2 separate regions of the Homo sapiens genome follow, and region 2 is linked to region 1. The links are chromatin loops, found by intact Hi-C in ENCODE. Cell type or tissue: HCT116. All regions are shown on one strand. Each heading gives the region's core, and the rest is flanking DNA. Links, peaks and the distances in the headings are about the cores only. Region 1 overlaps FAM242A (family with sequence similarity 242 member A). Region 2 has its middle 220 kb from the start of FAM242B.

Region 1 (15,973 bases), core at 2,570-10,569:
CTTCAATGTCTTTGATATTATTGGCCCCTTCCCTTTTCCATATATGTATATATACATATATATATGGAAATTATATATATTATATATTTATATGTGTGTGTATATATATATATATATATAGAGAGAGAGAGAGAGAGAGAGAGAGAGAGAGACAGGCAGAGGTCTCACTTTGTTGCCCAGGCTTGAGGACAGTGGTGCAATGATAGCTCACTTCAGACTTGAACTCCTGGGCTCAAGAACTCCTCCTACCTCAGCCTCCCAAGTAACTGGGACTCTAAGGCATGCACCACCATATCCAGCTAATTTTTTTTAAAAATTGTTTTTTGCAATGATGGGGATCTTGCTATGCTGCCCAGGCTGGTCTCAAACTTTTGGCCTCAAGCAATCCTCCCACCTCAGGCTCCCAAAGTGCTGGGATCACAAGAGTGAGCCACCACACCTGGCTTCATTTTCCATATTTTAAGACCATTTTTAAAAAGTTGCTCAAGACTGCTTTTTTCTCTTGGTGTTACTTGCAACCCCCTTACTTAGCCTTGGAAATACTGTTAGTGAAGAAAATCTAAAGAGTCAAAAAATAAAATATTCTTTCTTTTCTTCCAATTGCAAAAGAGCAGACACCCTCCTGAATCATAAAGCTAGTTTTGATAAATTGGTGAACTGAGAGCATACACAGTATTATTAATTCTGTTCTAATTTCTGCTTCACTGTGGAGTGTCTTCAGAGTCTTAAAAGATTATTGCTATGAAATATTCTTATACATGTAACACAAAACCTCTACAATTCTGCAGTTGTATTTGGCTGTCTTACCTAATACTCAGTTGCTTTGCTTCATAATATTTAAATTGACATCTCTAATTTCCAAAAGGCATAAATACTAGTATAGATTTTTAGTTAAGCCAGAAGAAAGTAGACTTTCTTTACTAACATATCTTACATGTAAAAATTTAATAAATCTCCCTTCTTCTTTTCTTTTGCATCATAACAACCACTGAAAATAGTATTTCTATAGCAGTTGGGGGTAAATGGACAATGACTTTTGTGGCCAGAGGTGAATGGCCCAGGGGCTCCTGCACTCCAGGTCCCACTGAGCCTGCCACACAGCTGAGGGCATCAGTATTTCCACACACCTATAGTGCATGCTGTCCCAGAACACAGATCAGATTCTCTCCTATATTCAAATGGGGAGTTGAGAGTATTGTCATTGTAATTAAATTAATAAATACATATTTATACACTGTTAAAATCTGGTTGGCTTTGTGTCCCTTCACAAAACAAATTGCTTAAATGAAACCACAGAGTTAATATAATTGAGTACATTTGCTTCTATGAGATGCTCTTTTAAGTGGAATTAGAATCTAATTTGAAATGTCAATTAAAAGTTTAAATATTCAACTCGATTACATTAAATTTTTGTTTTGTTTTGTTTTGAGATGGAGTTTAGCTCTTGTCACCCAGACTGAAGTGCAATGGCAAAATCTCAGCTCACTGCAAGCACCTTCTCCTGGGTTCAAGCGATTCTCCTGCTTCAACTTCCCGAGTAGCTGGGATTACAGGTGTCTGCCACCACACCTGGTTAATTTTTGTATTTTCAGTAGAGATGGGGTTTCACCATGTTGGCTAGGCTGGTCTTGAACTCCTGACCTCAGGGGATCCACCCACCTCGGCCTCCCAAACTGCTGGGATTTTGGGCATGAGCCACCATGCTCGGCCTTTTTAGATTACTTTATTTTAGTTACTTATTTTTATGACTTTATTGTTATAAAAATGCTAATTTTAAAAAATCAATCAATATAACAAAGAACACAGAAGATGATCAACAAGCATTCCCACCTCTGTGATCTAGAAATAACTGTCATCAATCCAAAAGCTTACACATGGGGGATCCCTTCACACCAGTTCACAGTACAAAGTAACTCCTTGCTTGTAGAAAACATTATTACTATCATTATTAGTTTTGAGATGGAATTTGACTCTTGTAGCCCAGACTGGAGTGCGATGGTGTGATCTTGGCTCACTGCAACCTCTACCTCCCAGGTTCAAAGGATTCTCCTGCCTTAGCCTCCCAAGCAGCTGGGATTACCAGCGCACACCACGATGGCCTGCTAATGTTTAGTATTTTTGTAGAGACGGGGATTCACCATGTTGGCCAGGCTGGTCTCGAACTCCTGACCTCAGGTGATCCACTTGCCTCAACCTCCCAAAGTGTTGGGATTACAGGCAGGAGCCACCACACCCAGACTAGAAAACATTATTCAATAGCAAACATTAGCAGTATGCTTGGGGGTTTTAGGATTGATTATTTTCAAATCTCTAGAAAAGCTCAATGCATTACCTTAGGCTATAATCTCAGGGTAGAGTCTCATCTGTTAATGGGGGGCTGGTCTAAGGGTCCTTCCAGCTCTCAGTTTCCCATGTTGAACTGCTCCCTGTCACCCACCATCCTCGGTTTTTTTAGTTTTTACAGAGATGAGGTTTCACTATATTGCACAGGCTGGTCTTGAACTGCTGGCCTTAAGCAATCCTCCTGCCTTGGCCTCCCAAAGTGCTGGAGTTACAGATGTGAGCCTCTGTGCTCAGCCCATCCTTGGCTGTTCAAGTGTAGAGGTAAGTAGTAGATGCCAAGTTTACCTTCAGGTCAGAAGGGGCAGATGCCCCAGGGCAGAGTCATAACCCTAACCAGGCCTCCCACTGCATGAAGACATTATGTTCTGAAGCTTAAACCTGGACAAAGGTCTGACCAGTAGCACTGTGTTCATGAATATCAGGTCAAAAATTTAAAACTGGGACTATGCAGAAGAACCTGGTAGATGTAGGTGCAGTCCACAGTCCAATGGTCAGCCTTGATAACAAGCCACCTGTACTTTCTTTTTATCATGGAGTCCATGATGTAAAAATTGATGACACTTTCTTGCTTCTGGTGTGCTTCCTTTCTTCTTCATTTTCCATAAGTAGTTTCCTCCATCCCACCTCCCAACAGGCCACAGTCAATTCAGGACATTTTAACCATGAAAATGAGTCTCCATAACACGAATTTAGAGGCCAGACAGAGTGGATCACGCCAGCAATCCCAGCATTCTGTGAGGCTGAAGTGGGGGAATGGCTTGAGCTTAGGAGCTTCAGACCAGCCTGGGCAACATGGTGAAACCCTGTCTCTAAAATAAATAAATAAATAAATAAAAATAAGCCATGTATGGTGGTGCATGCTACTAGTCCCAGCTACTCAGGAGGCTGAGGTGGGAGGATTGTGGGGCCAAGGAGGTCAAGTATGGAGTGGGCCAAGATCATGCCACTGCAATGCAGCCTGGGTAATGGAGTGAGACCTTATAGCAAGAAAAAGAAAAAGATTTAAAGGACAGGCTGACTGTCTTGTTACAAGCCAATGCTCATTTGTTATTCCATAAATCCTAGGGCACCTCTTAAGAATTATGCTAAATCTACACTACCCCTGCTCTATAAATGGAACAACAACACTTGGATGATATCAGAGCTGTTTACTGCATGGGTTACTGAGTATTTTAATCTCACTGTTGAGACCTACAGCTCAGAAAAAAAGATTCACTTCAAATACTTCAGCTTTTTGACAATGTACCTGGTGACTAAAGAGTTCTAATGGAGATGTACAGGGAAACACATGCTGGTTTCATGCCTGCCAACACAACATCTATTCTGTAGTCCATGGATTGAGGCATCATTTTGACTTTCAAGTCTTATTATTTGAGAAATATATTCGTCCAGGGAACGAATCTCCTCACAACATACCTAAGAAAGAGATATATGTACAGAAAACGAAGCACAGTAAAATATCACTTCATTACTATCGGAGATTTTCCCCAAACACAGAGAAAGCTCTACAGAGCTGAGCTTAAGCCAGAACTCTGTTATTTACATGGTCTAATGCCAAAACAGGCCAGAGACCCCTTTCACCTACTTCTCTTTAATCCCAAACCCATGTCTCGCTTTGATCTAAGAAAGAGCCAAATGCCCAGGAGGTGCCAGGGTAGAGAAAAGCAGCCAGCCAGAGAGTGGCCTCCATGCCAGGGGAGTGTGTCTGAGCTTTGTTTTATTTTTCTTATTTGTCTGTAGTTGTGTGATTGGTAGAAGAGAGTAGATATGAAGTCTACTGACACAGGATTGGTCCTCAGGCATGTCTTATCAAGCATTTGGGGGAACAGAAGGGTTCCACAAATAAGAGAGCAATGATCAGACTTTCTTCTAAAAGGAGCAGCCACAAGCTACCTTAACTCTCCAACTTGCCCATTAATCTTCACCTAGAGTTAGGAAGATTTCACCATTATCTGTGGCCCATAAAAGATCCTTAAGCTTGACCAACCACAGAGGTCCATCTCCTTGAGGAGGAAGTGAAAGGGGTATGGACAGAAGCTGTGAGCTTTCTGTCCTCCGCAGGCCCCCAGCTGTATCTTCTACTTCTTGTACAAGATTGTCTCCAAATGATGTTTTCTGGCTGACAATGCCACAGAACTGATCCTTATCTCACTATGGAAATGAAAGATTTCGAAGAATTTGTTGCCTGAAATATGGTGCCCTAATCACATATTAATAAAGCTGCTATCCAGAAAGAAGGCAGATTTCAAAAGAAAGGCTGTTAGCATCCTCAGGGACCTAAAAAGTACATATTGTAGAACAATGGTAAATAGATCTTGGAATCAGGTAGACTTTAATTCAAATCCCAGCTATGCCACTTATTAACTTATGTGACATAGGGAAAGCCTCTCAAATTTAGATTTGCAAAATCAGAATAATATAAGTAGCCAACAAATAGGGTTTAATGGAGTTAATAATGAAGGTGATTAAGATGATAAAATTAAATAGTGAATATAAAGTGCTTAGCATTTAATAAATTTATTGTATGATTTCAAAGCACATGCTTTTACCTACAGTGCTATAAAGCTGCTTGCGATAGTCAAAGCTAATAGAAGCTCTTGTCAGAGCTAATAGAAGCCTTGTATATGTAATTATTTAAGAATTCTGTAAATATAAACAATAGGGTAGGAATGAGAAAATCTTTAGAGGAAATATTCAAGTATATTTGATTTCTAGCAAATCCAGATAGACAGTTTTGGCAACAACCAAGTCATAATTTGAAGTCTTGTTATAGGAGCTAGAATTTTATTCAAGGGACAACTGATTTGATTAGATTAGATGCTGTGCACTGCACTTTGGGATGTAATTTGATTTTGATGAGGTTGGAGTTCCCACAATGGGGTTAGCATCCTAATAAGAAGAGCAGAAGACTAGAGCCCTCTTCTCTCAGCCATGTGAAGATACAACAAGAACACCTGCAAACCAGTAAGAGGGCCTTCACCAGACACTGGCTCTGCTGGTCCAGATTTTAATCATTGAATTCCCACAACTGTGAGAAACAAGTATATGCTGTTTAAGCCACTCAGTCTACAGTTGTTTGTAGCAGCAGCCTGAGCAGACAAAGACATAGGGCTCCTTTTATTTTCAGAATTCAGTTTAGCTGTAATCACCTACCATCCTGAGATGCTGTTTCTTCCCTCCTCCCTTGAAATATAAGCTCTGGGACTATAGCTTCATGGACAAATTCTGAAGAATTTGTCTCTGCTCTTGTGGGATGCTAACCTAACCAACCAAAGAATGTTTGCTCAATGGAATGAAACATCTTAATGCAGCTCACCAGCCAATATCTGCAGAGCACACCTCATGGGTTCTGGCTGGCTTGGATTTCTGAGACTACTTCATCCTACTCATCAGACTGTGGACTCAGATTCAGCCAGGAGGCCCAGATTCTAGCGTCAGTTTTGCCCTTGGGATACAAATGCACGTCCTGCTTCACTGAACATGAAACCTGAATATTTGGCCATTACTCTGGCAATTGTCCTCTCTCCCTGTGCCAATTGCCAATCAACCCAACTCCCAGGCAGCCTTGGCAGTTATGTCTGCTTGGCCTGCTGTAGCAGCCAATGACTTAGTAAAAGTCAGAACATAGATCTGCTAGCTCCCAGTCCAGGATTTCCCCATAACTCGTCCATGTATATATTAAACAACTAGGCTTGCTTTTAAAATTCTTTTTCATTTAGCCTTTTCTTAGAACTTATCATTTTGAGAATCCTGACCTGCCAATATTCCATAACCTTTCTGAAAGTGACAAAGCAAATACGATGCATGCACACTGCTAACTGCAGCTGATTTCATTTTCCATCATCTATAAAGCACATAAGGTAATTTCTAAACCAGCAGTAAGATCTATTTATAAAGAATGCCGATTTGTTTTCTGCATTTTCCAACACAAAGCTTCAATTTATTTCCTTACCATAAAAAAACATTACTTTTTAAAACAATCATAGTTAGTATATTTTATAAATGTTTTAATTTTTGTAAAGTCCAACTTGCAAATTGGAGTGTAAATAGCTTTCTTAAAATGGAAGGAACTGTGTTAGACCCACTATGCTGATTGATGATTTTACTGTGCTTCAAAGCAGACGATTTCACAGTCATTGGGTATATAATGTAATGAGTTTTTATAAAGCAATTCATATCATTAAAAATATAATTATAATAAATAAAATTATAGGGAAAAGGAAATCTTCATTCTGACAATGCCAATTTTTTAACTAACTCATTGCTAAAAGATTATGTTTCTACATGAAAAATTTTACACATTCTTTCTATGAAATAAACCTGATAACACCTTGAAAACTTAATAGTTATGGGAAAGGAACTACTGTGATTTATTTTAGAGAATGTCGTGTTCTTGATGTTCTCAAGTGAGCGGTCTCATGTTATTAGAAGGGAAACAGCAGTACCTTGTGGACAAAAAAAGAAAGTGAATGAATTTTTAGGACCCGGTGCAGTGGTTCAGGCCTGTAATCCCAGCACTTTGGGACACCTGGGCGGAGGGTAACTTGAGCCTAAGAGTTCAAGACCAGCCTGGACAACACAGTGACACGCCGATCTTTACCAAAAATTGAAAAATTCTCTGGGCTTAGTGGCTCATAACTCAGGAGCCAGCTACTTGGAAGGCTGAGGTGGGAGGATTGCTTAAGCCCAGTAGGTCCAGGCTGCAGTGAGTGTGATCATACCACTGCATTCCAGCCTGGGTGACACAGCAAGACCCTATTTCAAAAAAATTATATTTATGTAGCACTTTCTACAAGGAATATAGTATCATGTTTGTATTTAAATGACATCAGGACCAGCATGGTGGCTTACACCTGTAATCTCAGCTCCTCAGATGACGGAAGGCAGGAGGATCACTTGAGGCCAAGAGTCGGAAAACCAGCCTGGGCAGCATAATGAAACCCCCATTTCTACAAAAATGATAATAGTAATCAAAAGCTAGGCGTGCTGGCACACACCTGCAGACCTAGCTACTGTGGAGGCTGAGTGGAAGGATCACTTTGAGCCCAGGAGTTTGATTGTATTGTGTATTGTGAGCTACGCTCGAGCCACTCCACTCCAGACAACACGGCAAGACCCAGTCTCTAAACAAAATACAGGGACATCAGAGCATTATTTATAGAGATTTATAAATGATCCCAAAATGTCTTCAGGGAGATAAATCATCTAAATATAGCTATATCGACTCTTCCTAAATTCCAAATTTGGGTGGGAAAAATAAATGAGATAGAAGACTTCTTGAAATGTATCAAGACTCAGGAAGACAAAACAAAAACTTTCATTAGGCAGTATCAAGAATGTTCATTAATGCTGTTTCTAATTTATGATACGGTCATCTAAAGAGGAAATCCCAGCAACAAGAGGCCAAAGGAAAGGGAAAAGAAATGAAAACAAGGACCATACTTTCTCCACATCCAACCTCTTTTCTACCACCTCTCAGCAAGACCTCCCACAGCCAATCACTGCTTTCTCTTGCGGACTTACCCTCTACTCTATGAACACATGAGCCAGAGAACCCTGAGAAGTCCCTGAGTCCCTTCCAGGGGCTCTGCAAGGGCAAAAGTCTTTTCATAAAAATACACAGGTTTTGTTTACCTTTTCCACTTTCATTCTCTCACAAGTATAATTGGAGTTTCCCAGCTACCTGACGTGGGATGTCACAAGAAATTAAACATAGAAGCAGAAAGGAGAACCAAGTCTTCTTCTATTAAACCAGACATTAAAGACATACCTAAAAATATAAAACAATGTCACTGTTCTCACCAACTTTACTGCTTAAAAATGATAATTTTAAGTAAAAATGTGATTTACGTAAACATATAAGTATATTATTTTTTTAATTTCTCAGTTTTAATGTTTAATATGATAAATATAGATAGACATAATCCAAATAAATAAAAGCTCTTTGGGGTCCTCAATAACTCTTAAAAATGTTAAGTGTTCCTGAAACCAAAAAGTTTACGGACTGATGCGCTAAAGCTCATACCCTTTGATGTAGCTTCCACCCAGGTCATTTCTTAAATACTTGATCAACCATTTCCCATGTCCCTCACCCTATCCTTGTTGCAAAATTCCATTTTCCTACTGCAGCCCTCCCTGTCATGAGAAAGTTCCCAGGTTGTAGACATGATTTACTAAATCTTTCTTAACAGCTTTATCATAATAACATGACATATACAAATTGTATAAATTTAAGGTAACTTAATGTTTTGATATTTCTATACTTTTTGAAAGGATCACCATGATCAAGCAAATTAGCATATTATCTCTACATATTTACCATTGTGTGTGTGTTGACAGTAATTAATTTATGATCTAGTCCTTTAGCAGAACACAAGAATATGATACAGTGTAGTTCCATGTTGTGCATTATATCTCCAGAAATTATTATAACTTGAACATTGCACAATTTAATTAACATCACCCCATTTCCCCTCCCTGAGCTCCTGGCAACCACTGTCCTAGTCTCCGTTTTTAAGAATTTGACTGTTGTAGATTCCACATGTAAGTAAGATCATGAAGTAGTTGTCTCTGTGTCTTGCATTTTTGCTTGGCGCAATATCTTCCAGCTCCATCCATGTTTTCACAAATAGAAGGATTTCCTTCTTTTTTAAGGTTGTATAATATTTCATTTTATGTATACACATCACATTTTCTTTACCCATTCATCTGTTCCTCTGCCAAAGGACATTTAGGTTATTTTCATATTTTGGTCATTGTGTGTCATGCTGCAATGAACGGGATGACAGACACCTCTCTAAGACTCTTATGTCAATTTCACTGGACATATATCCAAAAGTGAAATTGTTGGATTATGTGGTAGTTCTTTTTTTTTATTTTTGAAATCGTTCCCACTCTGTCATCCAGGGTAAAGTCCAGTGGCAATATCATAGCTCATTGCAGCCTTGAACTCCTGGGCTCAAGCGATCCTCCTACCTCAGCCTCCTGAGTAGCTGGGACTACAGGTGTACAACACCATATCGGGCTAATTTTAATTTTTTTTCTGAGATGGGGTCTTGCTATGTTACCTAGGCTGGTCTGGAGCTCCTGGCCTCCTGCCTTGGCTTCCCCAAATCCTGGGATTACAGGTGTGAGCCATCACACCAGGCCAGTGCTATTTTCCATTTTTTTTGGAGGAACCTCGATACTGTTTTCTGTGTTTTACTAATTTGCATTCCCATCAATAGTGTTTAATGGTTTCCTTTTCTCCACATTCTTACCAACACTTATCTCTTCTCTTTTTGATAATAGCCATTTTAACAGGTGTGACATGATATCTCATTGTGGTTTTGATTTGCATTACTCTGAAGTTTAGAGATGTTGAGCACATTTTCTTATACCTGTTAGCCATTTGAATTTCTTCTTTGGAGATGTATTTATTTAGGTTCTTTGCCTTAAAATAAAATTAGGTTATTTATAATTTTGGAATTGATGTGTGTGTGTCCTTCTTATTTTTTGAACTCCTTATAAGAGATATGGTTTACAAACATTTTCCCCATTTCATAGGTGGCCTTATCATTTCACTAGTTGTTTTCCTTGCTGTGCAGAAGCTTTTTAGTTCGATGTAATTCATTTATCTATTTTGCCTTTGTTGCCTGTGCTTTTGGAATCATATCTAAACAAATTATTGCCAAGACCAATGTCAAGAATGTTTTCTCCTGTCTTCTTCCAGGAGTTTTGTGGTTTCAGTGATTACATTTAAACGTTTGATCCACTTTGAGTTAATTTTTACATAAGGCGTGAGCTAGGGATCCGATTTCATTCTGTTACATGTAGACATCCAGCTTTCCTAACACCATTTGGTCAAGAGCATATCCTCTGCCTATAGTGTCTCCTTGTCACCTTCCAGGGTGATCAATGGTTGCAAATGTGTGGGTTATGCCTAGGTTCTCTATTTTGTTTCACTGGTTTATGTGTCTGTTTTTATGCCAGTACCACAGTGTTTTTCTTTCTACAGCTTTGTAATTTAATTTGAAATCAGGAACTGTGATACCTGTAGCTCTGTTCTTGCTCAAAATAGCTTCAGCCACTCAGGGATTTTTGTGATTCTATATGAATTTTAGGATCATTTTTTTCTATTTCTGTGAGAGTACCATTGGGATTTTGATATGGATTACATTAAATGTGTAGATTGCTTTGAGTAATATGGACACTTTAATAATACAGTACTAACTCTTTCAATCCATGGGTTGTCTTTCAATTTACTTTGGTTTAAATTTCTGTCATCAATCTTTTATAATTTGTACTGTTTAAGTCTTTCACTTCTTTGGTCAGTTAGTTCCAAAGTAGTTTATTTGACACTGTTTTTTAAATTTCCCTTTCAGACAATTCATTGTTAGTGTTTAGAAATAGCAATGATTTTTGTATGTCAATTGTGTATCCTACAACTTTAGTATATTTATTATATAGTCAGTCCTTCATATCAATGGGTTCTGCAACCATTAACTCAATCAACCATGAACCTAACTTGTACATATTTTCCATCTGTGGTGTTTTGAATCCACAGATGTGGACCCATGGATACATAGGGTCAACTGTACACAATTTTATATGAGGGAGTTGATCATCACAGATTTTGTTATCTGAGGGGGTCCTGAAACAAATCCCCAGCAGATATGAAAGACTGACTGTATTATTTCTAACCATTTTCTGTGGAGTCTTTAGAGTTTTAATGTATAATAATCCTGTCTTCTGTTAACAGAGGTAACTATATCCTTCCTTTCAATTTTGATGCCTTTTTTTTCTCTTGCCTGATTGCTCTGGCTAGGACTTCCAGTACTATGTTGAATAGGAGTGATGAGAGTAGACATCCTTGTCTTGTTCCAGATAGTAAAGAAAAAGCTTTCAGTTTTTCCCCATTGATTATAATATTAGATATAGGTTTTTCATATACAGCCTTTATAGTGTTGAGGTAAGTTTCTTGTATACTTATTTTGTTGAGAGTTTTATCATGAAAGTATATTGAATTTTGTCAAATGTGTTTTCTGCATCTATTGGAATGTTATTTTTATCTTTTGTTCTGTTAATGTGGTATATCACATTATTAATTTTTACACATTGAAACATCCTTGTATCCCATACATAAATTCCAATTGGTCATGGTGTATGACCTTTTCAATGTGCTTTTGAATTCAGTTTGCTAGTTTGTATTTTATTGAGAATTTTTGCATCTATATTCATTAAGGATACTGGTCTGTAATTATTTTTTATTGTGTTGTCTTCGTCTAGCTTTTAAGTCATGGTAACATCGGCCTCATGAAATGAGTTTGAGAGTATTCTCTCTTCTATTTTTTCTGAAGAGTTTAAGAAGTTTTGGTGTTAGTTCTTTTTGAATGTTTGGTAGAAGTTGCCCATGAAAGCGTCTGCACCTGGGCTTTTCTTTGTTGGGAAATTTTTGATTACTGATTAAATCTCTTTGCTTGCTTTTGGTCTGTTCTATTTCTTTTTTGTTCCACCTTGGTAGATTGCATCTTTCTAAGAATTTATCCATTTCTTCTAGGTTATCCAATTTATTGTCATATAATTGCTTAATTGTCCTTTATAATCATTTGTATTCCTGCACATTTGTTATGATGTCTCCATTTTCATTTCTGATTATATTTACTTGAGTTTCTCTTTTTTTCTTAGTGTAGCTAAGGGTTTGTTATTTTTGTTTGTATTTCCAAAAATTCAACTCTAGTTTTCTTGATTTTTCTATTGTTTTTTATTTTATAGTTATTTTATTTATATTCTAATCTTTATTATTTACTTCATTATGCTAACTTTGGGTTTAGTTAGTTTTTCTTTTTCTAATTGTTTATTTGCAAAGTTAGGTTGTTCGAGTGAGATCTTTCTTATTTTTTAATGTAGGTATTTATCACTGTAACATTTCCCTCTTAGCACTTCTTTTGCTGCATCCTGTAAGTTTTGTTGAGTTGTATGTTCATTTTTGTTTGTCTCAAGATATTTTTAAAATTCCCTTTTGATTTCTTCTTTTACCCAATGGTTGTTCAAGAGTGTGTTGTTTAGTTTCTGCATTTTTGTAAATGTTTCTGTTTTCTTTGTTATTGAATTCTAATTTTATTCCATTGTGGTCTGAGAAGATACTTGGCATTATATCAAACTTCTTAAATTTGTAGGATGCCTTGTGACCTAAGATTTGATCTATCTCAGAGAATATTCTGTGTTCACTTGAGAAGAATATATATTCTGCTGCTGTTGGATGGAAAGTTCTGTATATGTCAGTGTTTAATCTACTGTGTTGTTCAAGTCAGCTGTTTCCTCTTTTTTTTTATTCCTGCCTAGATGTTCTATCCATTATTGAATTTGGGGTACTGTAGTTGCCTACTATTATTTTAGTGTTACTGATTTCTCCCCTTATCTTTGTTGATATTAACTTTGTATATTTAGGTGTTCTAATGTTGGGTGGATATATATTTACAATCTTCCCATTGAAGTGAACTTTTATCATTATATAATGACCTTCTTAGTCTCTAGTGGCAGTTTTTGATTTCAAGTCTATTTTTTCTGATCTAAATATAGATACCCTTGCTCTTTTTTGGTTACCATTTGCATAGAGTATCTTTTCCCATCCCTTCACTTTGAGCCTCTATATATCTTTATATCTAAATTGACTCCCTTATAAATATGTACTGATGAGTATCTTTTATGCATTGTGCCACTCTATGTCTTTTAATTAGATAGTTTAATCCTTTCACATTTAAAGTCATTGTTGATAGGTAAGGAGTAACTTGCATTTTGTTAATTGTTTTTCATATGTTTTGCAGTTCTTTTTTTTTTTTTCCTCTCTTGCTGTCTTCTTAGTTTGGTTATTTCTTGTAGTGGTTTGGTTTCATTTATTTTTCTTCACATTTTGTGTATCTCCTATAAGTTTTTAATTTGTGGTTGCAAATTTACATCTTCTATAAAAAGCTGTCTTAATGTTATCAGCTTTTTTGGAATCATTTTCTTTCTCTTCCTTCTTCAGATATATTTGCAAATACTCTGTTGTTCAAGACACGAGTAAATAGGGCTCTGGCTAGAAATTTATCAATACAAAAAAAAAGATCCTCTGAGTCTTTTGATAAGTTGGAAAATAATGATAGACTGTGGTAGAATGTCATGTATTTCAAGTTCTGTCATCTATGTTACTCTGCAATATATTTTCTGTGTGTATTAGTCAATGTTATATATTTATAAGGTAAATCCATAAAGCATACATTCTAGAATGCCCTAACTTAGGTCCTTAAGAGATATGCTCCTTATAGCCTTCTTGGCACTCCTGAAGTGTTAAATATTTCCATTGAAGAAGGTTGCATATGGTTTCTGAGATGAAGTCTAGACAGGTTAGGATTATTTTTTGCTCCTTTTGCCTACACAGCACCCACTGTCCCCTCCCTTTGTTATTAGCCATTATCTGATACCCTAGATGAAGCCACCTTCTGTCCTTCAGTTTTCGCGTGGGGGCTGATTTCACCCCCAGTTTCAGGAATAAGCACAGGACAGCTACTAACAAGTATGTTGTTCACTCAAGGAAGAAACCCAGCTAAGGGAGAAAGGGGGGTTGAAATCCAGCCTGCATGTTCTTCTCCAAGCCACATGCACCGATACAAGGTTGCATCTAACTGGAGAAAGGGGAGCCATTTTCTAATACTTGCAAAGCACTGTGTGGACAGTGGAAACCCTGTATGAGCTCGTGACACAGGCCTGGCCAATGAATAGACTTCTAATCCTGGCACAGATGAAACTAGAGATGGACATGAAATCCAAGCCTCACACCCAAAGTCAATCTCTAGTCTCTTATTGAAACTATTAGAAGTGTTTCTGTTTTTGCTTTATTCTGGGGCTATGGAACTAAGGAAATGTAAACTGGAGGAGTGATGATGGCCACATTGCAGCACAAAGGGAAAACTTGTCTGAGAATAAAATCAATGGGGAAGGAAAAAGCAAGGAAGAGGAGAGGAGCCAAGTCCTGAGTCCCTGCGTTCAGCCATTCTGAAGCTATACCCTGGATTTTTCCATTATACGAGTCCACAAATTAATATATATTTTTTGGCTTAGACCAGTTTGAGTTTGAATTCTATTATTTATAACCAAAGGAGTCCTACCATATTATCTTAGCCAGATTTTCATAAACACGGTATACGTTGATGAACAAACTTCCTAAATGTTTCAAGTTCACTCCAAAGAGTGAGGGGAAAAAAGAAAGAAGAGGAAGAAAATGGTTACTTATCATCCACAGTAGTCAAGGGAGCTGCAGAAGCATCAAGCAAAAGCAGCAGAAGTTAGCTTTGTACTCCCACAAACCCTGCTCTGAAGTACTCCACCTAGTGGCCCACAGAAGAAGCTGCATTTCTAAAATCTTTAAAAAGACAGAAAAGGAATCACCACTTACCCTGGGAACCCTAACAGGGGAGAAGGCCATGTAGGAATATGTCCCATTGGTTTGAGGTCGATAAGTCCATTTTCAAAGCTTTAGTAATTCCAGAAACAAGAACATATTTATTTTGCTTTGATCACACAATGCCTAGTTATATTAAAAGTAAGGAGACATTCAATAAATACCTTTTATGGAAATAAAAACAGACAATTTAGGAGAAAAATAAGTATCAATGCATTATTTTCAAAGGTAAAGAAAAAAGAAATTATTCTGAACACACAAAACTATATTATCAAATATCATGGTAAATTATCATTATATACTAGGTCACTTAATAAATTTCCAGAGATGATTGGAAAGAGTTTCCACAATAGATTTTGTTTCACCCCAGGAAGAAGTTTCACAAAAAGTTAGTTACTTATCTCCGTTGTTACTAGTACCAAACTAATCCTATCATTCTGAGTCAAATTACAAATAACGTCCACACTTTTCTCCAATGAGATCACAGGAGATGCCTCAGTGGAGTGTGTTTTAATGTAAGGGCATAATTGGTTTATATTTTTCACTAAAAATAAATTCTAGACAACTTAAGCAAAACAGGAATTCAATGAAAGGATATTGAATAGTTCACAAAATCATTGAAGATGCTGAAGAAGCAAGGTAAGAACTGAGGGAAACTCAGCACAGCCAAGTTCATTCGACGGAAGGAGATCTTGGGATGCCACCACTAGGATGTTGTCATTTGACACTTGTCACCCTGTAGCTGGGCTCTGCTGAACCTAGGCACTTGCTGCCACATTCCTGGACGTGCATCTCTGCTCAATTTCTCAGAATCATCTCTGATTCTTTCAGGTCTTTTGCATCATTTCATCGGGTTCCAAGTTCTAATAAAGAGACATCAGTTGGCTGGGCCTAGATATGTGCCCACACGTGGGTGGCCAAGAAACTGGAAAAAGGATCATGCACTCCCTTTCAGCTTTTGTAATGGAAGGTGGGGCCTGTCCTCATATTTTGCTTGGGGTTCAAAAAACTAGGAAGGGGGTTTTGTTGAAATGAAACCCAAAACTATAGCTATCCATTTACAGCACCTTATTTGTACAGGAAGAAACCATGAGACAAAATGTATAAAAGTGCATGGGAGGTCTAAACATATGAGGGGGTTTCTGAGGACAGAAAGATCATACTTGATTGGTGCTGTGGTTTCACTGTGCCTCCTCCGAGATTCAGCGTTGA
Region 2 (15,973 bases), core at 4,810-12,809, 1.0 Mb before region 1:
GTAAACCCCACAGTTTCAGCACAAGGCACAACCTTTCCTAGATCCGGCGCCACTGGGGTAGCTGAAGAACGTGGAAGAGCCCTCTCCGCTGGAACCACTCCTCAGCCAGGAAGAACACCGGGCTCTGCTGGAGGAGCTTTAGGACCGGGGGTTGGGGCGGGGTAGGGGCAGGGCGGCGGCCTCTCTTTCGCGGTGAACCTCTGACTTGGTATAGAGAGGCCTGTCTTCCCTTTCAGCTGACCTGCCTAGGATCCCTGAGTTCCAGGTCCCGTGAGGGATCCACTCAGAGGAGGGCTGTCATTCTTTTCTGAGCATCCCGGGGATCCCAGGGCCCGTCCAGGTACCGGGAGACGGACTGTCTACTGCTCATGCGCGGGTTAGCAGGCAGTAGCCTAGGTTTTCTATCCCTCTTGCCCCCCACCGCGTTCTTCAGTGGGGCAGGCGGAGACCTCCATCCCGGCAAACACTGGCCCGGGCAGGCGCCAGGCCTGCTCTTCTTTCCGCGTCTCGCCACCTCTGCCTCCCCGCCCCACCGTCACTCGCCTACCCTTGCCCCACCAGCTTCCTCGGCATCACCTGGAGTGCCTGACAGCTAAATGCAGACTCGAGACCCCGTGAAAACCAGGGTGCTGCCCTTTCTACGCAGGAGGGAACTCAGGCAGAGAGGAGGAGAGGAACGGAGACAGAGAGGGAGGGAGCGATGGAGGGAGGAAAGAACGGATGGACCGAGGGACCTTGGAAAGGATGGAGGGATAGAAGGAAGGAGAGAGGGAAGGAAGGAGGGAGGGAGGAAGGGAGGAACTGAGGGAGGGACGCAGGGAAAAAGGGAAGGAGGGAGGGAGGGAAGAAGGGAGGAACTGAGAGAGGGACGGAGGGAAAAAGGGAGGGAGGGAGCAAGAAACAGAGAGAGGAAGGCAGAGAAAAAAGCAGTCTTCTGCCTCCAGGACCAGCAGGATCTCGCACTCCGGGAAAATGTTGGGTGCCCAGTGCAGGCTAAGTGCTCGGCCTACAGCCGCGTCGGCCTGCGGGGCTCTCACCGGCCCTCTGGATCGCCAGCCTGGGTTACTTCATCCCGGAGCGATTCAGACGAATTTCCTCTCTCAAGGAATGAGCGAATTGCCCAGAGAGCAATGAGCCGAGACTCGGGTGATTGTCCATTTTTCATCCACGTGGTTCACAGATGAGATAGCCCCACGTTGAGCCTGCAACGGAGCGCGAGGTGGATAGTCCCGTACACACAGGAGTCACACTCAGGCCGACTGAAGCGTGGTTTCGGGTTCCACGTTCCTTTGTCTTCTGCAAGGGGGCCTGTTGTTCATGCGTCTCTGGCCCCCGAAAGGGTGACCATGTTGATTGTTTGTTTCCCGAGCTCTGTGGGGACACAGAAACCTCCAGAGAAGCATGGAAAAGCAGCATCGTGTCTTCGCTCTCCTTTCCAGTTTCCTGTTTGGAAACAGGTCCTAGTGGAGACTCCCTATGTCGCAGGAAACAGGAATCCATCGTCAGGCCGTGATGCACCGGGTGTTTCTTTTCTCTGTAGTTTCGCTCTCGTTTTCTACATGAAAATGAACGAGATCCGTAAGGAATCAGAAAAGGATTTATAGCACACAAGTCTTGACTACTGTTACATTCCACTTTGAAATCACTCTGAGGCGAAACAACAATTTTCCAAGATTTAAAGAAAAATAGATTTTACAAAAGGGATTCTTTTATTCACTCAATACATCATTTATGTTACTGACAGTAACAAGTAGATATTTTTTCCACTATAATTTGCTCTGATGAAATAAATAATTCTTTTAATTCCTAACAAATGCTACATTTTCAAGACTAAAGGAATTATCAGTAGGCATTCTTTCTTCTTGATCTAAGTTATTTGTCTCTAAAATATGTCAAGTAAGCTTTTAAAGATTCAGGGAGAGTCAGCTTCATGATTTTTTCTGTCAGTAAATTTTGAGGTGGCTCTTCTGGCTTCATCGCTTCACTGTGATCTTTTTCTTCCTCTTCTTTGTTATCTTCTTCCATTTTTTCATCCTCCTCACTGTCTAGAGGCTGAGGAATAAGCTGATTACCCACAAATACGTAAGTGGTAATTCTCTGTTTAACTCTTTTTCTTTTCCTTTTGGGTGGAGCCCTTTGAGGAATCCCCTTGGCCTGCATCTCATCATTTATGAAATTTCTAAGTGTGCGTCGAATGTAAATACGAGCCAAGTCCTGTAGATTCCTGACAGTGATTCCTTACAGAACTGTAGGGGTGAGGGTTAGATTTAATTTTATATAAGGTTTAAATAATTGTTAAGCTTATGTAACCTGATCTGAATTTATTAGATAAATGAAAACTTCATTTATCTAATAAGGAAATCAAATGCTTTGTAGATCTATTTACCTTACTTTTGTTGCAATCACTATTGCTGGGTTGCTGTATATATATTCCGGGCAATATATGAGTGCAATAACAATTCAAAATATTGAATAATTTAGCTTTTAAAAAATCCCACAAATTTTATGAAATTTTACAGCCCTGCTACTTTTGCTTTTGAATCTCTTGCCAAAAGACATGAGTAAAATATCTGCTTCTCTCATAGAGATTTTAAGAGGGCAGCAAGTGAATTATTAAAATAGGAAATATATACTTAATACAACTCTTTATATGGACCCTTTACATTTTCAATATTTTAAAAAATGAGGTTACCTTAACTCTCTAGAATTTTTAAAGTATATTTAGAATTGTTTTTTCTGTATTTCACTGTATAAAGTATTTGTTTTTTTAAAAAAGCAAAACCATTGTTATGTGTGACTCTTGATAGGCCACAGAACGAGTGAATGAGCATGAGTAAAGCCACTTTCTTAGACGGCTGTAAGTAGCAGGGCCATGGTAGAGCTGCTCAGTGTATGCACTTTAGCAGATGGAACTTCTAGTTTATCTGAATATTTATCTTTGACAAGGTAGGGCTGAGCCTACATTTGCTTTGGATATTTCTAGTACAAGAAATATTCACAGAAATTGTATGTAGATACCCTTTGTTTAGAAAATCCTGTTCAGAATCATAGTGTAATCTTTGGGACTTACGCCATGCTCATTTGACTTCTTCCTATATTTTTTTATGTTTCTTTTGGTAAAACTATAATGGTTTTCATTTCTTACTTAATATCATACAATTATACTGTCATATTTGAGCATTATTGTAGCTTACCGGTGATAAAAAAACAGGTAGTAACTGCCATTGTTTGTTTCTTTGTTTTCCTAATAAGGCCTGAAAACAGCCATTCCTTGTTAAGAAAGTGTGCAATGCAACGTATTTGCTAGAGTTACATGGATTATATATTTCTTAAAGGGAAAAATTTGAGAGTATCAGGGATTACCACTAGCATTATTATTATAGTAGTTGCTCAGATTTGGTTAAGGAAGCCCAATCAATGTATGGTGAAAGGATTATTTGCTCTCTGCTAAGATTCATATATTGTTTCAAAAATCTCAGCTCCAATAATTCCACAACATCTAAAAACAAGTGTTTGTGATCATGTGTAAGCATGAAACTGTTCCAAGTAAGTGAGGATATTTTAGTTATGTGAAAGACAGTATCAATGGAAGGTTATTTGTTTTATACCAGTGGCTGGGATGGTCGAATTGGGATTATTTCTACAGTTATTCTTAGATGATTACTAAACTGTTAAGAAATGCCCCATATCATTTGTATCTAGGAAAGAAAAAATCAGTATCATGCTGTTGTCATCTGTCAGAAATATTCATTTTATTTTCAATTAAATGTGGCTTTTGAAGTTACCTTGAATTCCTGGTGACCACATGTTTTTATCTGGAAAACCTGGGGAAAGTTATCTGTCCCATCTATCCTGCTGTTTTATTTTTTTTTTATTTTTTATTTTTTTCTTGGTTGGAGCTGCTGTTTAGATGATGCTTTTACTATGTAGGAGAGAGTTTTTGTTAAGGATATATTTGAAGAATGGCTTTTCAATATTGTCTTTCATTCTTTGACCTTGGCAAAGTGTACAGTAGATTTTCATGATCATTGCATATTTCTTGTCATTGAAATGCATCTTTTATGTTTTTAAATGCAATCACTTTACACTTGTGACTTTATCATTGACTTTAAGAGGTAGAAATAAAAAATGAAAATAAAAAAAGAAAATGAATGAGATCCACACACCTGCGTGTGTGAGACTATCATGGCAACGGCGACACCCACAGGCATTGCCACCTTCAGGGAGAGGGTCTGGAAAACTCAAGACTATCATGGAGGTTCAGTTCCACACTCCACCCTTCCAGGGTGGTTTCTCCCTGAAATCTTGTGTGAGCCCAGAGATAAACTTCTAGTTTCTGTAGAATTGTGGAGAACTCAGAGAGCCAGCCCCAGAAGCCCCCCTTTCCCTGCCGATCTGGCCCCACCTTCACCTACCACACAAGGCCCTGTGTCTGTGGTTTCTGGGACCTTCGGAGGGCGGGTTACCCAGGGCCCTTGGGTGCTCATGCATATTCATGAAGGGGTGAAGCTGGTGGGTCTTTATAAGGGCCACTGGCGGGGTTGGACTCCTGCCTGGACCTGCGTGCAACACAGAGGCCAACTGAGGTGCACTGGAGCCGCCGGCCTCTCTCTGCCCGTGTCTATCCATGAAATTCCGGCCAGGTGCCCTCGTGATGGCTCTCCCGACACCTTCTGACAGCCCCTTCCCCGCGGAAGCCCGAGAACGAGGACGGCAAAGGAGACTCGTTTGTAACCTGAATGAAAAAGATGCCCTGCCAGCGTGCTTTGAGCAGAACCCGTACCCGAACTGGCCAGAGAGACCTGCCTTTTGGAGTCCAGGATTCAGATTTCGTGTCAGAATCGAAGGTCCAGGCATCCAGGCCAGGGTGGCAGGGAACTCGCGCACGCAGGCGGCCTGTGCAACGCGGCCCACAGCGGGTGCCACCCTCTCTCCTTGGTCACCTTCACCCACGCCAGGGCGTGGGGAACAGGGGGCTTTCGTGAGCCAGACAGCAAGGGTCGCCCCTCTGCTGCAGCCCAGCCAGGCTTCGCAAGCAGAAGGAATCTCCCAACCTGCCGTGGCACACGGGGATTTTGGGTTTGCTGCCCTGGCTCCTTCGGAAGTGGCGCTGTCCCACCCTCAGACACCTGGGTGACCTCTGCATCCGAACAGATGGCAGGAGGACTAGGACCCGCAGTACGGTGGCTTTCTGGGTGCGAGCTCAATGGGATAGCTTGGGCCACTGAGGCTCAAGGTGTGCTTGCGCCTCACACGTCCCACATGAGTCCGTATTGGGGCTGGGGCCAGGGTCCACAGGTCGCCAGGGCGCGTGGGAATGCGAAGCGGAGGCACATCTACCTCCGCAGCTCGCGCTCATGGAGGCCTCTGTGTGTCAGAAGCAGATGTAAGCCATCCAGGCACCCTCCCAACGGCTCCAGGAGCTGGAGTCTTCATCTGTACTCGCATCCACCCTGTTATATGAGTTCCTGTCGACCCCAGAATTTCAGCAAAAGGCATAACCTTTCCTAGCAATGGAGCCGCTGGGGGAGTTGAAGGACTTGGAAGAGCCCGCTTTTCTGGAACCACTCCTCAGCCAGGAAGAACACTGGGCTCAGCTGGAGGAGCTTTAGGACGGGGGTTGGGACCGGGTGGGGGCAGGGCGGTGGCTCCTCTTTCGTGGTGAACCTCTGGCTCCGTATGGAGACCTGTGTCTTCCCTTCCAGCTGACCTGTCTAGGATCCCTGAGTCCAGGCCCGGCGAGAGACTCCACAGAAAGGAGGGCTGTCATTCTTTCCTGAGCATCCCAAGGATTTCAGAGCCAGCCCAGGTACTCAGAGATGGGCCGTCTACTGCGCATGCGCAGGTCCGCGGGCAGCTGGCTAGGGTTTGGGATCAGCCCAGGCAGGGCTCTCATCCCTTCCCCCGCCCCCCCACGCAGTACACCCCCCTGCCCCCATGTTCTTCAGTGGTGTAGGCGGAGACCTTCATCCCGGGAAATACCGACCCGGGCAGCGGCCAGCCCTGCTCTCCTTTCCGCAGCTCAACTCCACTACCTCCCCGCTCCACCCTCCCTCGCCCACCCGTGCCCTGCCATCCTCCTCGGCATCACGTGGAGCGCCCAGCAACTAAATGTAGACCCCGAGATCTCGCGCAAACCGTGGTTCTGCCCTTTCCAGGCGGGAGGGAGGCCAGGCAGAGATGGGGAAAGGAACGGAGACAAAGTGAGAGAGAGGGACAGAGGGAGGAAAGGACGGACCTTGGAAGGGAAGGAGGGAGGGAGGGAGGGAAAGAAAAAGAGAGGAAGGGAGGAAGGGAAGGAGGGAGAAAGGGAGGTATGCATGGTGGGAAAGAGGGAAGGAGAGAAGAACAGAGGGAGGGAGGGAGACAGGGAGGGAGAGAGGGAGAGAAGGAAGAACAGAGGGAAGGATGGACAGAGGGAGAAAAAGAGCGAGAAACAGAGAAAGGAAGGCAAAGAGAAAAACAGTCTTCTGCCTCCAGGACCAGCAGGACTTCGAACTCCGGGAAAATGTTGGGTGCCCAGTGCAGGCTGAGTGCTCAGCCCACAGCCTCGTCGGCTGGCGGTGCGCTCACCGACCCTCGGGATTGCCAGCCTGGGTTACTTCATCCGGGAGCGATTCAGAGGAATTCCGCCTCCCAAGGAATGAGCGAATTCCCCAAAGAACAGAGCCGAGACTCGAATGGTTGTCCGTTTTTCATCCACATGGTTCACAGATGACATATCCCCACGCTGAGCCTGCAACAGAGCGCGAGGCAGATACTCCCATCCACACAGGAGTCACACTCAAGCCGAGTGAACCATGATTCCGGATTCCACGTTCCTTTGCCCTCTGCAAGTGGGCCTGCTGCTCACGTGTCTCTGGCCCCCGAAAGCGTGACCGTGTTGACTGTTTGTTTCCCGAGCTCTGTGGGGCACAGAAACCTCCAGCGAAGCGTGGAAAAGCAGCATCGTGTCTTCGCTCTCCTTTGGTTTCCAAACAGGCCACTTTGGAGACTCCCCATGTTGCAGGAAACAGGAATCCTTCATCAGGCCGTGATGCCTCAGTCCCCTGCCCAGGCTCAAGGCCCACCAGGCGGCCTCCCTTTCGCTGGCACTCCAGGCCTTCCCCCGGCTCGCGAGCTCCTGAGTTTCCAACACATCTGGCTGGCTCAGGACAGGGTGTGCTTGCAGGCGTCAGGGCCCGGGGCCCACAGTCCTGGGATCCCCTCTGGTCTTCCGCCTTGCAGCGGAAAAATTGTTTTGGATCCCTCGCACCCCTCCTGCAAGGCCCCCTCTTGGCCCACACACCCAGAGCCGTCAGGGCTGCCCAGGGGCGAACAGCAGCCCAGCCCTGCGGGCCCTTTTTCTCACAAGGTCCACACCATCGTCGCTTGTCCCGAAGAGGACCTACCAGTGGCCAACGGGACAGGAAGGCACTGCTTTGCCACGCGCTGGCACTAGAGCCCTGGCAGCCTGATCCCCGGGAAAGAGGGGCTGAGGGACACCCAGACACACCCCACCACTACCACGAGCAAACCCATCCCGACACACACACAGGTACACATGGGTGCATGCACACAGGCACACATGGACACACACACACGGACATACACACATGGACACACAAAGACACACACACGGACACATGGACACACGCACACGGACACACACGGACACACACACAAGGACATACAGACAAAGACACAGACACAGCTTGAAAGAGAGCTAAGGAGACTGGGATGGAGAGATACAAATGGGGGGAGAGAGAGAAAAATGGAGGGGGAGAGAGACAGAAGGTGACAGAAGAGCGAGAGTTGGAGGGGGAAGTAGAGAAAGAGAGAGGGTGAGGGAGTTGTAGAGAGAGAGAGACAGAGCCTTGGAGAGGGAGGCTCTGCTCAGGTAGACAGGGCACTTTGAGCAGGCCGGGGTGAGGTGGAGGGTGCTTGGGCCAGGGTAGAACAGGGGGTCAGGGCCACCCACGCGGGAAAACCAACGGAGCCCTGAGACGTGTTTTTTTTTTCTTGGATTGGTTGGTTGCTTTGGGGGTGCGTTTCATAGGGTCCTTCCTTTGTTTGCTTCTTTCTGTCTCCTTGATGCGGTGGGCCCCGAGATTTGTAGAGTGCACCGGTCCATCTGGTGGAAGCCGTGGCACCGAGCGTGTCCACGGGGCCAGGTCTGGGTCTCTCTCGTGTCCTCGGGACTAGAGTTTACACGACGTTGGTGGCAATGGGAAACAGGGTGCACAGGGACGGATTTCTTCGTGGCTGGCGAAGACAATGTCCTTCCCCCGGGAAAGCAGCCCACCGGTTCTGGAGCGGAGGTCTTGGCTGGCGACTGTGGGACCTGCTGCCCCAACTTGGATGGTTGCGGCGGCGCTTGATGAATGAGTTGAATTGCCTGGGGTCCGGGGAGCAGGAAGACACCCCGGAGGGCAGGAAATCCGCGCCTGTGCCTTCCAGGTCTAGTACCTGCTGCAGCGCCCCGGCTGGAGCCGGGCTCCTGGTGGGGCTGCAGCCAGGCGAAAGAGGTGGGATGCTGCCATCTGGCGGTATTGCCGCTGCAGACCCCCACGAGGAAGTTTCATCTCGACATAAATCTTTTTCTTTCTTCAGCTGATCTGTATCCTTAATTTTAGATTAGTGGTAACTCCACAAATTTAGAGGCACAAAATATGGTTGCCCACACCTTATAATCGCATTACCACCTCCCATTACCACCACCTTTCCCCCTCCTCCCCACCTTCAACCCGTAGACTAGGTCTCGCGATGTTTCCAAGGCTGGCCTAAAACTCCTGGGCTTAAGTTATTTGCCTGCCTTGGCCTCTCAAAGTGCTGTGATCGGCGGTGTGAGTCACCATGACCAGCCAACCACCACCAAGTTTTGATTCAGTAGCACTGGGTTGTGGAGCTAAGGATCCACAAATTTAGAAAAGTTTTTAAATATCATAACGTTTCTGTGTGGAAATAGTATTTGGTATTACATTTTTAGACTCTTTTATAATGTTCTGTTTTTTTCCACCGAGCAGAATACTAAGTAGTAATTGGAAAATCACAGCATAAGTCATATTAATTTTTTTAATACAGAGTCCTTGGCTCTTCTCTAAGCTAAACCTGATCACCTATATTGAGTAAAAGAAAAAGCCCCAGAGTGTGAAGAGACAGGGGATAGTAGCCAAACATCCAAATAGGTGGGAGTGAATAAGGCAGATGACAGAGATGAGATGTCCAAAGGTCAAGGAGAAAGCCAGATCTTAAAGTGTGGTTTGCGAAGCTATGCTTCAATGGAAATCTTTTCTGAGAAGCCCTGATTTATTTCTCTTGCTTTCGTTAAAGACTGACATCCTCTGCCCCATGCTCTTCAATTTTCTAGGACTGAACTTCCCCTTCAACGATCATTCTTCTAGGTTACAAAGAAAATCAAAGCCCTTTGCATGGCTTATAAGGGACTGGAGGACATGGTTGCTTGCTCTTTTATTGCTTTTGAGGACATGGAGCTGTCTGTGATTTTTAAGGAACTCTATGATAAGCATTTTCTAATTTCCATTTTGAGTCTTGTCTAAAATGTGTGAGAGCAGTGGAGATATTGGGATTTGGTTTAGAAATCACAGAAACACCATATCCAGATGTCGTAACTTTTCTGCTTTATAATTTCATATCCTGTGAAGGTTTCAAAAGTGATTCTACAGAAATTCATACTCAATAATTTTATCAGAATACTAAGCATCTGCCCCATATAATAAAACCAAATGTTATTTTACTTCAAAATTTTAAGTTTTTGGTATGTATTGAGGCTAATACTGTAAACACTCTGTGCCATAATTCCTAAACTGTAATATGGTTTAATGTATCTACTTTCTACATTTAAAACGTGTACTTTGCCATTGAGGAACTCAAAATATTGTTGAGCATGTATTAAATACCCATTTGTTTCCTGATTTTTAAATAGTTATCATTTTACAATTTTGCCTTGCTTAGTTTGAAGCTTACTAGGATTTTGTCATTGATATGTGTGTGTGTATATATATATATATATATACATACACACACACACAATTATATACATAACAACATATGTAATTGATATATATGTATATGTTTTATATATGTCTATATACACACTTATATGAATATATGCATGTGTACATAACATTAATTTTTTGGCCAATAAAAATTGCATAATTATGTATTGTGTACATTATAAAAATTTGATAGATATATATTGTAAAATGTTTAATACAATTAAGTTGATGAACATTTATGTCACCTCACATGGTTATGTTTTTTGTAGTGAGAGCATTTGAGGTCTCCTACTGTTGTAGCAAATTTTAAGCATACAAAACACTGTTATTAACTACATCTTAAAGCTGTACATTAGACCCCCAAAACTTATTTATCTTATAACTGAAAGTTTGTACTCTTTGAACACCTTCTCATTTTTTCTACCTCCAGGCCTGGTCATTACCATTGTACTCTCTGCTTCTATAAGTTCAGGCTTTTTAAATTCTCCATTTAAGTGCGAACACACAGTGTTTGTCTTTCTGTGCCTGGCTTATTTTACGTAGCATAATATACCCAGGTCCATTCATGTTGTTGAAATAGCAGAATTTCATTCTTTTTTATGGGTGAATAATATTCGGTTGTCTATTTATACCACATTTTCCTTATCCATTCAGCATCTACAGATAAGTCATTTTTAAAAAAAAATATCCTTGACAGTTGTGAATAATGCTGCATTGAATACAGGAGTGCAGATAATTTTTGAGATGCTGATTTTATTTTGTTTATTTAGAGAAGTGAAATTTCGGGATTGTACGATATTCTATTTTTTAAAATAAACTGTGTGCTAATTTTCATGACTCTTCCAGTCTGCAACTCATTAAGACTGTACAGAAATATTTTGTCACATCCTTGTTAACACTTGTCATGTTTCTTTTTTTGATATTAGCCATTCCAACTGCTGTAAAGTGGTATCTTTTTATTTGCAATTTTCTCATGAATGGTAATGTTTAGCATCTTTCTACATATCTCTTGGCCATTTGAATATGTTTGTATAAAATATTTAGTCTCGGTCAGTGGAGCCAAGAGGGCCGAATAGGAACAGCTCCAGTCTACAGCTCCCAGCGTGAGTGACACAGAAGATGGGTGATTTCTGCATTACCAACTAAGGTACCAGGCTCATCTCACTGGGGAGTGCTGGTCAGTGGGTGCAGGACAGTGGGAACAGCACACCGCGCATGAGCCGAAGCAGGGTGAGGCATCACCTCACCTGGGAAGCACAAGGGGTCAGGGAATTCCCTTTCCTAGTCAAAGAAAGGGGTGACAGATGGCACCTGGAAAATCGGGTCACTCCCACCCTAATACTGCACTTTTACAACCTGCTTCACAAACAGCACACCAGGAGATTATATCCTGCACCTGGCTCGGAGGGTCCCATGCCCATGGAGCCTTGCTCATTGCTAGCACAGCAGTCTGAGATCAAACTGCAAGGTGACAGTGAGGCTGGGGGAGGGGCTGCCACCATTGCTCAGGCTTGAGTAGGTAAACAAAGCAGCCAGGAAGCTCGAACTGGGTGGAGTCCACCACAGCTCAAGGAGGCCTGCCTGCCTCTGTAGGCTCCACCTCTGGGGGCAGGGCACAGACAAACAAAAGACAGCAATAACCTCTGCAGACGTAATTCTCCCTGTCCCACAGACTTGAAGAGAGTAGTGGTTCTCCCAGTACACAGCTTGAGATCAGAGAATGGGCAGGCTGCCTCCTCAAGTGGGTCCCTGACCCCCGAGTAGCCTAATTGGGAGGCACCCCCCAGTAGCGGCAGACTGACACCTCACACGGCCGGGTACTCCTCTGAGACAAAACTTCCAGAGGAACCATCAGGCAGCAGCATTTTTGGTTCACCAATATCCGCTGTTCTGCAGCCACTGCTGCTGATACCCAGGCAAACAGGTTCTGGAGTGGAACTCCAGTAAACTCCAACAGATCAGCAGCTGAGGGTCCTGACTGTTAGAAGGAAAACACAAACAGAAAGGACATCCACACCAAAACCCATCTGTACGTCACCATCATCAAAGACCAAACGTAGATAAAACCACAAAGATGGAGAAAAAACAGAGCAGAAAAACTGGAAACTCTAAAAATCATAGCACCTCTCCTCCTCCAAAGGAACACAGCTCCTCACCAGCAACGGAACAAAGCTGGATGGAGAATGACGAGTTGAGAGAGGAAAGCTTCAGAAGATCAAACAACTCTGAGCTAAAGGAGGAAGTTCAAACCAATGGCAAAGAAGTTAAAAACTGAAATAAAATTAGACAAATGGATAACTAGAATAACCAATGCAGAGAAGTCCTTAAAGTACCTGATGGAGCTGAAAACCATGACACAAGAACTACGTGACGAATGCACAAGCCTCATTAACCGATGTGATCTACTGGAAGAAACGGTATCAGCGATGGAAGATGGAATGAATGAAATGAAGCATGAAGAGAAGTTTACAGGAAAAAGAATAAAAGGAAATGAACAAAGCCTCCAAGAAATATGGGACTATGTTAAAAGACCAAATCTATGTTGCATTGGTGTACCTGAAAGTGACAGGGAGAATGGAACCAAGTTGGAAAACAGTCAGCAGGATATTATCCAGGAGAACTTCCACAATCTAGCAAGGCAGGCCAACATTCAAATTCAGGAAATACAGAGAACGCCACAAAGATACTCCTCGAGAAGAGCAACTCCAAGACACATAATTGTCAGATTCACCAAAGTTGAAATGAAGGAAAAGATGTTAAGGGCAGCCAGATAGAAAGGTCGGGTTACCCACAAAGGGAAGCCCATCAGACTAACAGCTGATTTCTCAGCAGAAACTCTACAAGCCAGAAGAGAGTGGGGACCAATATTCAACATTCTTAAAGTAAAGAATTTTCAACCCAGAATTTCATATCCAGCCAAACTAAGCTTCATAAGTGAAGGAGAAATAAAATATTTTACAGACAAGCAAATGCTGAGAGATTTTGTCACCACCAGGACTGCCCTAAAAGAGTTCCTGAAGGAAGCACTAAACATGGAAAGGAACAACTGGTAGCAGCCACTGCAAAAACATGCCAAATTGTAAAGGCCATCGAGGCTACGAAGAAACTGCATCAACTAATGAGCAAAATAACCAGCTAACATCATACTGACAGGATCAAATTCACACTTAGCAATACTAACCTTAAAGGTAAATGGGCTAAATGCTCGAATTAAAAGGCACAGACTGGCAAATGGGATAAAGAGTCAAGACTCATCAGTGTGCTCTATTCAGGAACCCCATCTCACGTGCAGAGACACACACAGGCTCAACATAAAGGGATGGAAGAACATCTACCAAGCAAATGGAAAACAAAGAAAGGCAGGGGTTGCAATCCTAGTCTCTGATAAAACAGACTTTAAACCAACAAAGATCAAAAGAGACAAAGAAGGCCATTACATAATGGTAAAGGGATCAATTCAACAAGAAGAACTAACTATCGTAAATATATACGCATCCAATACAGGAGCACCCAGATTCCTAAAGCAAGTCCTTAGTGACCTATAAAGAGACTTAGACCACCACACAATAATAATCAGAGACTTTAACACCACACTGTCAACATTAGACAGATCAACAAGACAGAAAGTTAACAAGGATATCCAGTAATTGAACTCAGCTCTGCACCAAGTGGACCTAATAGACATCTACAGAAATCTCCATCCCCAATCAACAGAATATACACTTTTCAGCACCACACCACACATATTCCAAAGATGACCACATAGTTGGAAGTAAAGCACTCCTCAGCAAATGTAAAAGAACAGAAATCATAACAAACTCTCTCAGACCACAGTGCAATCAACCTAGAATTCAGGATTAAGAAACTCACTCAAAACTGCTCAACTACATGGAAACTGAACAACCTGCTCCTGAATGACTACTGGGTACATAACGAAATGAAGGCAGAAATAAAGATGTTCTTTGAAACCAATGAGAACAACGACACAACATACCATAATCTCTGGGACACATTCAAAGCAGTGTGTAGAGGGAAATTTATAGCACTAAATGCCCAGAAGAGAAAGCAGGAAAGATCCAAAATTGACACCCTAACATCACAATTAAAAAAACTAGAGAAGCAAGAGCAAACACATTCAAAAGCTAGTAGAAGGCAAGAAATAACTAAGATCAGAGCAGAACTGAAGGAAATAGAGCCACAAAAAACCCTTCAAAAATCAATGAATCCAGGAGCTGGTTTTTTGAAAAGATCAACAAAATTGATAGACTGCTAGCAAGACTAAGAAAGAATAAAAGAGAGAAGAATCAAATAGATGCAATAAGAAATGGCAAAGGGGATATCACCACTGATCCCACAGAAATACAAACTACCATCAGAGAATAATTCACCTCTATGTAAATAAACTAGAAAATCTGGAAGAAATGGATAAATTCCTCAACACATACAACATCCCAAGACTAAACCAGGAGGAAGTTAAATCTCTGAATAAACCAATAACAGGCTCTGAAATTGATGAGATAATTAATACCTTACCAACCAAAAAAAATCCAGGACCAGATGGATTCAAAGCGAATTCCACCAGAGGTCCAAGGAGGAGCTGGTACCCTTCCTTCTGAAATTATTCCAATCAATAGAAAAAGATGGAATCCTCCTTAACTCATTTTATGAAGCCAGCATCATCCTGATACCAAAGCCTGGCAGAGACAAACCAAAAAAAAGCATATTTTAGACCAATATCCTTGATGAACATTGATGCAAAAATCCTCAATAAAATACTGGCAAACCACATCCAGCATCACATCAAAAAGCTTATCCACCATGATCAAGTGGGCTTTATCCCTGGGGATACAAGGCTGGTTCAACATACAAAAATCAATAAAGGTAATCTAGCATATAAACAGAATGAAAGCCAAAAACCACAAGATTATCTCAGTAGATGCAGAAAAGGCCTGTGACAAGATTCAACAACACTTCATGCTAAAACCTCTCAATAAATTAGGTATTGATGGGATGTATCTCAAAATAATAAGAGCTATCTATGACAAACCCACAGCCACTATCATACTGAATGGACAAAACTGGAAGCATACCCTTTGAAAAGTGGCACAAAACAGGGATGCCCTCTCTCACCACTCTTATTCAACATAGTGTTGGAAGTTCTGGCCAGGGCAATCAGGTAGGAGAAGGAAATAAAGGACATTCAATTAGGAAAAACAGAAGTCATATTGTCCCTGTTTGCAGATGACATGATTGCATATCTAGAAAATCCTGTTGTCTCAGCCGAAAATCTCCTTAAGCTGATAAGCAACTTCAGCAAAGTATCAGGATACAAAGTCGATGTGCAAAAATCACAAGCATTATTATACACCAATAACAGACAAACAGAGAGCCAAATCATGAGTGAACTCCCATTCACGATTACTTCAAAGAGAAAAAAAATACTTAGGAATCCAACTTACAAGGGATGAGAAGAACCTCTTCAAGGAGAACTACAAACCACTGCTCAATGAAATAAAAGAGGATAAAAACAAATGGAAGAACATCCCATGCTCGTGGGTAGGAAGAATCAATGTTGTGAAAATTACCACATTGCCCAAGGTAATTTATAGATTCAATGCCATCCCCATCAAGCTACCAATGACTTTCTTCACGAATTGGAAAAAAAACACTTTAAAGTTCATATGGAACCAAAAAAGAGCCTGCATTGCCAAGTCCATCCTAAGCCAAAAGGGCAAAGCTGGAGGCATCACGCTACCTGATGTCAAACTATACTACAAGGCTACAGTATCCAAAACAGCATGGTACTGGTACCAAAACAGAGATATAGACCAATGGAACAGAATAGAGCCCTCAGAAATAATGCCACATATATAAAACTATCCGATCTTTGACAAACATGACAAAAACAAGTAATGGGGAAAGGATTCCCTATTTAATAAATGGTGCTGGGAAAACTGGCTAGCCATATGTAGAAA

What was found. A loop is a pair of places that touch in the nucleus more often than their neighbours do. Peaks named below come from ENCODE experiments on the same cell type or tissue, not always from the same donor. Only the 100,000 strongest peaks of a DNase experiment are listed, where the experiment ranks them.
Region 2: it touches region 1 in a loop (8-fold over the local background); 8 of 110 quality-filtered maps call a loop at or near these places.

The regions. Positions count from the first base shown.
Region 1 is chr20:30,342,355-30,358,327 of GRCh38, forward strand. All of the region lies in intron 1 of FAM242A (family with sequence similarity 242 member A), which reads right to left. Among named protein-coding and RNA genes, the nearest start is that of FAM242A, 12 kb to the right of the region's middle. In HCT116, for the core only: no CTCF peak of the experiment used is centred there; a DNase peak (open chromatin) is centred at 6,797.
Region 2 is chr20:29,319,438-29,335,410 of GRCh38, forward strand. It overlaps the pseudogene DUX4L32, the pseudogene PCMTD1P7 and the pseudogene DUX4L33. Among named protein-coding and RNA genes, the nearest start is that of FAM242B, 220 kb to the right of the region's middle. In HCT116, for the core only: a CTCF peak has its summit at 8,539 (motif pointing left); a DNase peak (open chromatin) is centred at 8,784.